Regions from separate parts of the Homo sapiens genome. Here region 1 is linked to region 2. A link is a loop called in an ENCODE intact Hi-C map of the cell type or tissue named here. Cell type or tissue: MCF 10A. All regions are shown on one strand. Region 1 overlaps MCTP2 (multiple C2 and transmembrane domain containing 2). Region 2 has its middle 55 kb from the start of LINC02852.

Evidence for each region. Hi-C counts contacts between places; a loop is a spot of excess contacts. Peaks named below come from ENCODE experiments on the same cell type or tissue, not always from the same donor. Only the 100,000 strongest peaks of a DNase experiment are listed, where the experiment ranks them.
Region 1: it touches region 2 in a loop (2.3-fold over the local background); 1 of 110 quality-filtered maps calls a loop at or near these places.

The regions. Positions count from the first base shown.
Region 1 is chr15:94,428,073-94,432,072 of GRCh38, forward strand. The region is part of intron 17 of MCTP2 (multiple C2 and transmembrane domain containing 2); the gene reads left to right. Among named protein-coding and RNA genes, the nearest start is that of LINC02852, 160 kb to the right of the region's middle. In MCF 10A, no CTCF peak of the experiment used is centred here; a DNase peak (open chromatin) is centred at 2,149.
Region 2 is chr15:94,532,560-94,536,559 of GRCh38, forward strand. No RefSeq gene overlaps it. Among named protein-coding and RNA genes, the nearest start is that of LINC02852, 55 kb to the right of the region's middle. In MCF 10A, no CTCF peak of the experiment used is centred here; no DNase peak of the experiment used is centred here.

The DNA.
Region 1 (4,000 bases), 100 kb before region 2:
TGGCATGCACATTTACCATTGTTTTTGAGCACCATACATTTTTGCATTTTGCCTTTATACTTGGGGCAGTTGTCCTTCTGTTTGAAGTATATCTTTGATATTTAAGTTCATGAGGGTCTTCTGGTGAGAAGCACTACTAGCTCATGTTTTTCTGAAAATGTCTCTGCTTCACTCTCCTTTAAAGATAATTTGTGACATACAGGATTCTAAATTGAAAGACTGAAAGAATATATACGTTAAATTATTCTACTGTCGTCTTGCTTTCCCTGTTGCTTTGAGGAATAAAGTCACTCAAATTACTTTTCCTTTGTAGTTGAACTATTTTTTCTCTCTAGCTGCTTTTAAGTGTTCCTCTTTTCCCCAGTTGTTTTTTCAGTTCTACTATGACAGTTTTAGATATAGATTATTCTTAATTTATCCTGACAAGGAATTTTTAGGGGAAGGGGGGCTTCCTATATTAATCTTTCAGCATTTCTGGAAAATCCTCAGGCATTTTTTCTTTATATATTGCTTTTTCTCGGTTCTCTGTTTAACCCCTTTCTCCACCCCAGACACCTATCAGACCTTCTCATTTCTACCTTCCATGTGTCTTAACCTCACTTGTATATCTATAACCTTGTTTCTGTGGTCTGTGTCTTCAATAATTTCTTTGGAATTATCTCTCAATTTACTAATTTTCTGTTCAGCTGCTTTTAATCTGTTAATTAGTGTACCCATTGTGTTTACATTTTATTTTCTCTCCTTTATACCATTCCTCACCAATAACTCAGATCACATAGTCCATCTTTAAAAGAATTTCCTTGCCTTCTCTACTTTCATTAGACTTGATTAACAGAACCTCAGGTAAGCATGGCTCCAAAAAAAAATATTTAGTGCATCCTGACAATTGTATTACACTTCTATAATCCACTCTCCTTTTCACTCTTCTAGACAATTTCATAACTTCTCTTCTGCCTTGAACTTTTAATACTTCTTTTCCTCATCCTCACTCTCGTAGAATGACCATGATTGACATAAGTGCCCCCTCTACTGCTACCCTACCCCCTCTATATCTATCCCCCTACCGACGTCTATGCCTGTGTCATCTGCTTTTCCTTCTGTAGCTATGGATGACCTGAATTGTTGCTAAGACCAACACTCCATTTTACAGTGGATTCCACCCTTATCACTGATTCAAAGGTAGTGCTCCAACTGTTATTTCCCATCTCCTGCCTCATAATTTTATTTATCTCTCTCTCCTCATTTATTGCTACAGTCCCTTCCAGCTATCACCATATTTCTCTGCTCTTCATTGTAATAAACCCTTTCAAAGAGTTATGTCTCCTGTCTACAATTTTCCCCGTTCTCTCAAACTCACTCTTATCTCATTTTTGCCTCATCATTTTACTAAACTCTCATTTCAAGTCACCAATGACCACATCTCAGCATCTTACTTATAAATATATTGTGGCCATCCTCTTTAAAATACTTTATCTATTTTCAAGAATACAGCCATCTCCTAATGTATCTCTTTGTCTCTGGCATTTCCTCAGGCTCTTTTTCTGATCCCCTATCTTCTCAAACTCTAAATTTGGACTTTTGTAGAAATCAATTCTGGGCCATTTCTTTCTAGTTGCTTCCTTGCTAAGGTTATCCAGTCTGATATCTTTAAATGCTATCTGGAGTCTGATAATCCACAAATTTACGTATCTAACCATAACCTCTACCCTGAATTCCAAACCATATATCTAAGGTTTACTGTGTGTCTCCACGTGGACATCTAATTGGCACCTCATACTCCCCTCCCCAAACCTGCTCTTCCTACAGACTTTGTCTCAATGCATGGACAAATCCATTCATCTAAGTTTTTCAAGCTCTTAATCTTCAAATCATTCTCAATCATTCCCTTTTTATCTTCTCATCTAAACTATTTGCAACTCCTCTGTCCCTACTTTCTAACTAGTCAAAACATGGTCACTTCTCACTAATTCCACTGCCATCACCTTAATTCTAGGCCACAATTAACTCTAACCTGGTCTTTTCAATAGCTTTGTAGATGAAATATGTGTTGTCTCTTCATGATTTGTTCTCATTATGCAACCACAGTAATTCTTCTTAAATATGAGTCAAATCATGTTATTCTGCTTCCCGCCCTCTTGGCAGTCTAGCAACTCCCTTAGAATAAAAGGCAAGGACCTTACAGCCATCAACCAGGCCCCTTGTGGCCAACTCCTGTTCCTTTTTCACTTCTCTTTCCAATATTCTTGCTCACTCTGCTTCAGACACAAGGAGTCCATGCTGCCTTTTTAAAAAAAAACAAACAAAAAAAACCCAAAAACAATCACACACACACACACACACACACACACACACACACACACACACACACACACTGGAAGGCTGGGCATGGTGACTCATGCCTGTAATCCTAGCACATTGGGAGGGTGAGGTGGGAGGATAACTTGAGGTCAGGAGTTTGAAACCAGCCTGGCCAACATGGTGAAACCCCTTCTCTACTAAAAATACAAAAAAAAAAAAAAAAAAAAATTAGCTGGGCGTCGTGGTGGGCGCCTGTAATCGCAGCTACTTGGGAGGCTGAGGCAGGACAATCACTGGAACCTGGGAGGTGGAGGTTGCAGTGAGTGAGCTGAGGTTGTGCCACTGCCCTCTAGCCTTGGTGACAGAGTGAGACTACGTCTCAAAAATAAAAAATAAAAAAATAAACAAAACACTGGAAGAAGGCATACTCCCGATTCTGGGCCTTTGCATTTGCTCTTTCTTCTGCCTGGAAACATTATTCACCTAGATACCCACACCTCCTCCAAAGTCTTTGCTCACTTACTGCCCTCTCAGTGATTTCTTCCCTAATTACCTCACATGTAATTGCAAACCCAGCCCCACTGCCTGATACTCCTTCCCTTCCTTGTCTCTCTTTTGTTTTCTCATGGTGGATCCTTTTACCGCCTGATATATATAGTTTATTTTTTCTATCTCATCTTCAATCCTCATATACAATCTAAGCTACATAAAGGCTGCTTTTGGTTTGTTTTTGTTTACTCTTGTGTCTAAATCAATGTAGGTGTTTAACAAATCAGTACTGAAGAAAAAATGAGTAATAAACTTATCCAGGAAATAAAGTAGTGACAAGAAGATGAATTTAGTTTGAATGGCCCAGGGATAGAACATTATAAGTGAAGAAATAGTCAAGCAGTTGAGAAAATAGCTTTCTAAATGAGAGAAAGGTATGTTCAAAAGCAAAGTCCTGAACATCGTTTTATATCTTAAGGTTTGCAAATGGTGCGGTGTGATTAGGAACCTAGAATGTGTGGTGCAGTTGGATTATGACACACAACCAAGTCTGAGCCAGTTAATGAAAGGTCTTAACTGTTAAATCATGAAGTCTGAATGTCTTAATGTTGGCCAGGGAAAAATGGAATATTTTAATCAGTTCGATGCTGTTGATAAAACCTAGTGGTGTTTTGTTGTTGTTTTGCTTTGGTATAGTGATATGTAAGACATGTTTTTCCTGCTTTAACAAAAAAAGGCAGTTACAACTTCTTGAGAAGGGGCTACTTATTGATTTGTTACCTTAGAAATGAATGTATACCTGGTCAAATTATAATTTTTTTTAAAAATTTAACCCTGGATTTTTTTTGAACAGAATTAACACAGCTTTGTTTCACCTTTACCCAATATGTTTATTCTAAAATAATCATACTTATGTGTTTTCCCCCTCTAAATTATGCCCTATACAATAGGATGATTTTTCATAAAGATGGTATGATTATTTAAAGATACACTGTTTCAAATATCTAGATTTTATCTTTATTATGACAAATGAGTTGATGTACACAGTATTCTGAAAGTGTCTGTGTCTGTGTGTGTTTGCTGCCCTTTCTTATTTTCTTGTCTCAAAGACCACTCCAGTGGTTTTTAAAAGAGATTTAGAATCTTCTTTAGTACTTTTCAGATGAACCAGCTTCTAGCCCTCTTAAGTATTCATACAAAATCATTAGATTTT
Region 2 (4,000 bases):
CAAACCACATTCCCTTTATACATGTGCACACATGATATTGATTGTTTCTTTGGGAACCCTAATACATGATCCAACCCAGCAGAGCCATGTAGATGAAATGTACAGAAAGTATTCCATGGAAGAACACATTATTTATCTATGCTCAATAAAGGCGAGACAATCTTTAGGCACTCAGATTTTTGTAGATTAAAGGGATCATCATGATATCTGGCTGTTATGATTTCTAAATGGCTGGATTTTCCATGGAATTCAAGTTAAGGCAGGGTGGGGGTGGGAACAATGAGGATCCATCGTTTATAACAGGTTCTCAAAGTGTGCTCTTTGTCCTTTTGTCGAGGAAGGGGGTCTCTGAGACCCTTTCGGGGGTAAACTCAAAATTTTCATAATGGTACTAATATATTCTTGGCCCGTTTTACTGTGTTGAGATTGACACTGATGGACCAAAAGTGATGTGGGTTAAACTGATACACCTTAGCAGAAATCAATACGATGCCACTGAACACTGTTTATCACCATGTGCTTGCAGAGAAATAAAAGCCACTTTCACTTAAGAATGTCCTTGAGAGAGCAATAAAAATTCTTAATTTTATCTTTTTTGTGATAAAATGGGAAGTTTATATGAAGCACTTCTATTCCATAGCAAAGTATAATGGTTATCACAAGGAAAAGTACTTGTGGTGGTTATTTCAGTCGCTAACCAAACTAGCCCCTTTTTTTTCATAGAACACTATTTTTACTTGAAAGAATTGACAAAGTATAATTATTCAGACTTGGGTACTTGGCCGACATTTTCTTGAAAGTGAACAAAGTGAGCCTATCACTTAATGGTAAACAAGTGACAGTATTTGTTGTAAATAACAAAATGTAAACTTTAAAAATAAAATGCAAATTTTAGAAAACTTACGTTTACCACTGAGAGCCTAATAGCTGTCTTATGAGATTTGTAGAGATATTAAATGAAAATAATTGTTTGTTATTATATCTGAAACATGTCAAGATTTGGAAGTTTTGTCTAACTCAGTGAACCAATATTTTCCCAAAGACCAAAGTAAAAATGTTATAAAATCATTAAGTGGTAAAACATTAAACTAAAAGACAAAGTAATGGATTTTAATGTTAATTCTTATAGTTTCAGATTCCATATTGCAACTTTAAAAAACTAACACCTGTCAAGTTTTGGTACACGCTCAAACAGGCTATTAAAATATTCTTCTCTTTCCTAACTGCATATCTGAGTGAAGTCAGGATTTCTTCCTATACTTGAACAAAAGCAATACATTGTAACATGCTAAATATAGAAGCAGATAAAAGACCCCAACTGTCTTCTATTCAGTGAGACATTAAAAAGGTTTGCAATTTTAAAACAATGCTACTTTTCTCATTAGTTATTTGAAAATAGAGTTATCATAAGCAAAGATGGTATGTTAACAAGTAGATGTTATTTTACATAATAGCTACTTTAAAATTTCTCCATTTCAATTTCTAACACAGTAAATATGGATAGATATGTTCCAAATAAACAAAAGTTATTTACAGTTCTCAATTTTTAAGAATGTAAAATTTGGTCCTGAGATAAAAAATTTGTTCTACATCCATGACTCTATAGTAAAAAGTCTAGATTTTACTCAAAGTGGAGTAAGAAGCCATTCAAGTATTTTAAGTAGAAGACAGGCTTGGTTTAGACCAAATTATTGTTGGTAGAGATGTTGATTCATGATAGAAATTATTGTATGTTTGGAAGATAGTACCCACAAGACTTGCAGATGCATTCTGTGAAGAGATAGAGGATGAAAAGACAGAATTCAAGCTGACTTCAATGTAGGGTTGTCAGATTTAGTCTATCAGTCAGGGTTCAACCAGAAGAAAATCAGTGGAAAATTTATATTAAGAAATATATTTCCAGGAATTGGCTTACATAATTGTGGGGGCTGGCTAGGAGAGCATGACTTTCACAGGGCCGGCCATTAGGAAGGGGAGGTTGACAACCTTGGCAAAAGCAAAAGCTCTACACAACAGGCAGTATTTCTTCCCCCAGAAAAACCTCAGTTATGTTTTTAAGCCCTTTCAAACAATTGAGTCAGGCCCACCAAAATTATAATATCTAGAAAACAACTTATCGAAGGTAATCTCACTTACTTCAGGTCAACTAATTGAGGACTTCAATCACATCTAAAAAATACCTTTGTAGCAACATAAGATTAGTGTTTTGGCTGAATATCTGGGGGCTATTGACTAGTCAAATTGACATACCAAAAAGACCATCACTTTATACCCCTTGTCAACCTGGCACCCATACACATCTTTTTAAACCATACTCAATCTCCAAAAAAGACAATTACAATGTTATACTTACTAATAAAACTATCCTGCCTACAACCAAAAACATGTTTAACTTTCCCCAGAAGGGTAAACATGGGGATGTTCACTCTTCTTTTGATAGCCTATTACTTAAAATATTGTAATATTAAATATCATTAATACATCTCATTTAAGATGATGGGGGAATAAGAGTTGGGAGAAAATAAAAATATTTGCCTAATGTATGTACAAACACCTTAAATAACAAAGTAAGCAATATTTATAACTAAGGTCCTCATTTTTGCAACAGATCATGTGGTCACAGCTGGTATTCATAACTACCTTCTACTCTCCATTCCACATCACCTTTGTCCTCAGTAAGAACCTCAGATAGTCATGGTTCTTTGCCTGGTAGAGTAATCCAAATATTCATTCCTGCAGAGTCTGAGCTGTTAGCAATCCTGCCTGATTTGGGTTGTTGTAGTTTCCAGTTGACTTTAGTCACAGGACTGGGTAATAATAAGAGATACTTGAAGGGATCTCCTATATTCCAGACATAGTCTTCTTATATTCATTGTGTAGTAGCAGCCCAATTTACACTTGCTAATCAGGATCTATTACCCTAGCCAGCACAGGAACCCCCTGCTTTGCCTGTTGATTCAGAAGCATGAAGAGCCCAAGTGACTGCATGGCAGGTTGATTATATTGGATCTCTCCCATCATGAAAAGGACAATGCTCTGTTCTTACTGGAATAGGCACTTATTCTGCATATGGATTTGCCTTTCCTGTGTGCAACACTCCTGCCAAAACTACCATCTGTGCACTTACAGAATACTTACTGTCCTATGTTTTATTGGCAATCTTAATACTAGGATTGTGGCCTCAGTAATGGTCACTTACTGATATCGTGAAGACTAGAAGAGTTTTCAATAAGTTAAATACATGAATTTGTTTTACTTGGACAGGTCAGGGCTGAAGACAAAAATATGCAAGTCATCGATATGTACAGGGTGCTTAAACCATGGTGCAAGATAAAAGAAGAGAAGGAGACAGTAATATGGACTCCCATAATTGAAGGTAGGTGGAAAAAAAGAGGAAGGAGCTGGCCAAGAAGAGTAATGAGGAGTAGCCAGCAATGTGGGAGGACCAAAAAATGTCTGTGCTTGATACACCTACATTTTGAATATATTTTGAATTGTATGGTATTTCGTAAAGAACATCATGCCTTCTCCCGATCTGCCATGCAAACAAATGTAGGAACCATGGTGGAAAACTATGCTCAAAACCAAATATTTATCGATCTCTGCTTAAAATAAAGCACAATGAAACCTTAAAAGAACTCATCCATGGGTTCATTCATTAAAGGAGCATTTATTCAGATTTATTTTAATTTAATTAATTTAAGCACTGAGCATATAAAATTTCTTTGCAAACCTCAGGTCGTTAAAGAAAGTTTTGATAAAAATATACCACCTGAATTCAGCATTTGATTTTGATAGGGATACAGAACACTGAGAAATGCCAGAAAATTAGTTTTGGGTTTAAATATCTTACTGCCGAGTTTAATGATGCTCAGTGAATGTGAATTTGGGAGAATTAAGGAAAAAAATGGCCATCTCAGTTAACTCCTGAGACATTCTGAAACACTATTATTTCTCCCAGAATTGAGACACTTTTTATCACCATTTTGCACTTTCCCAG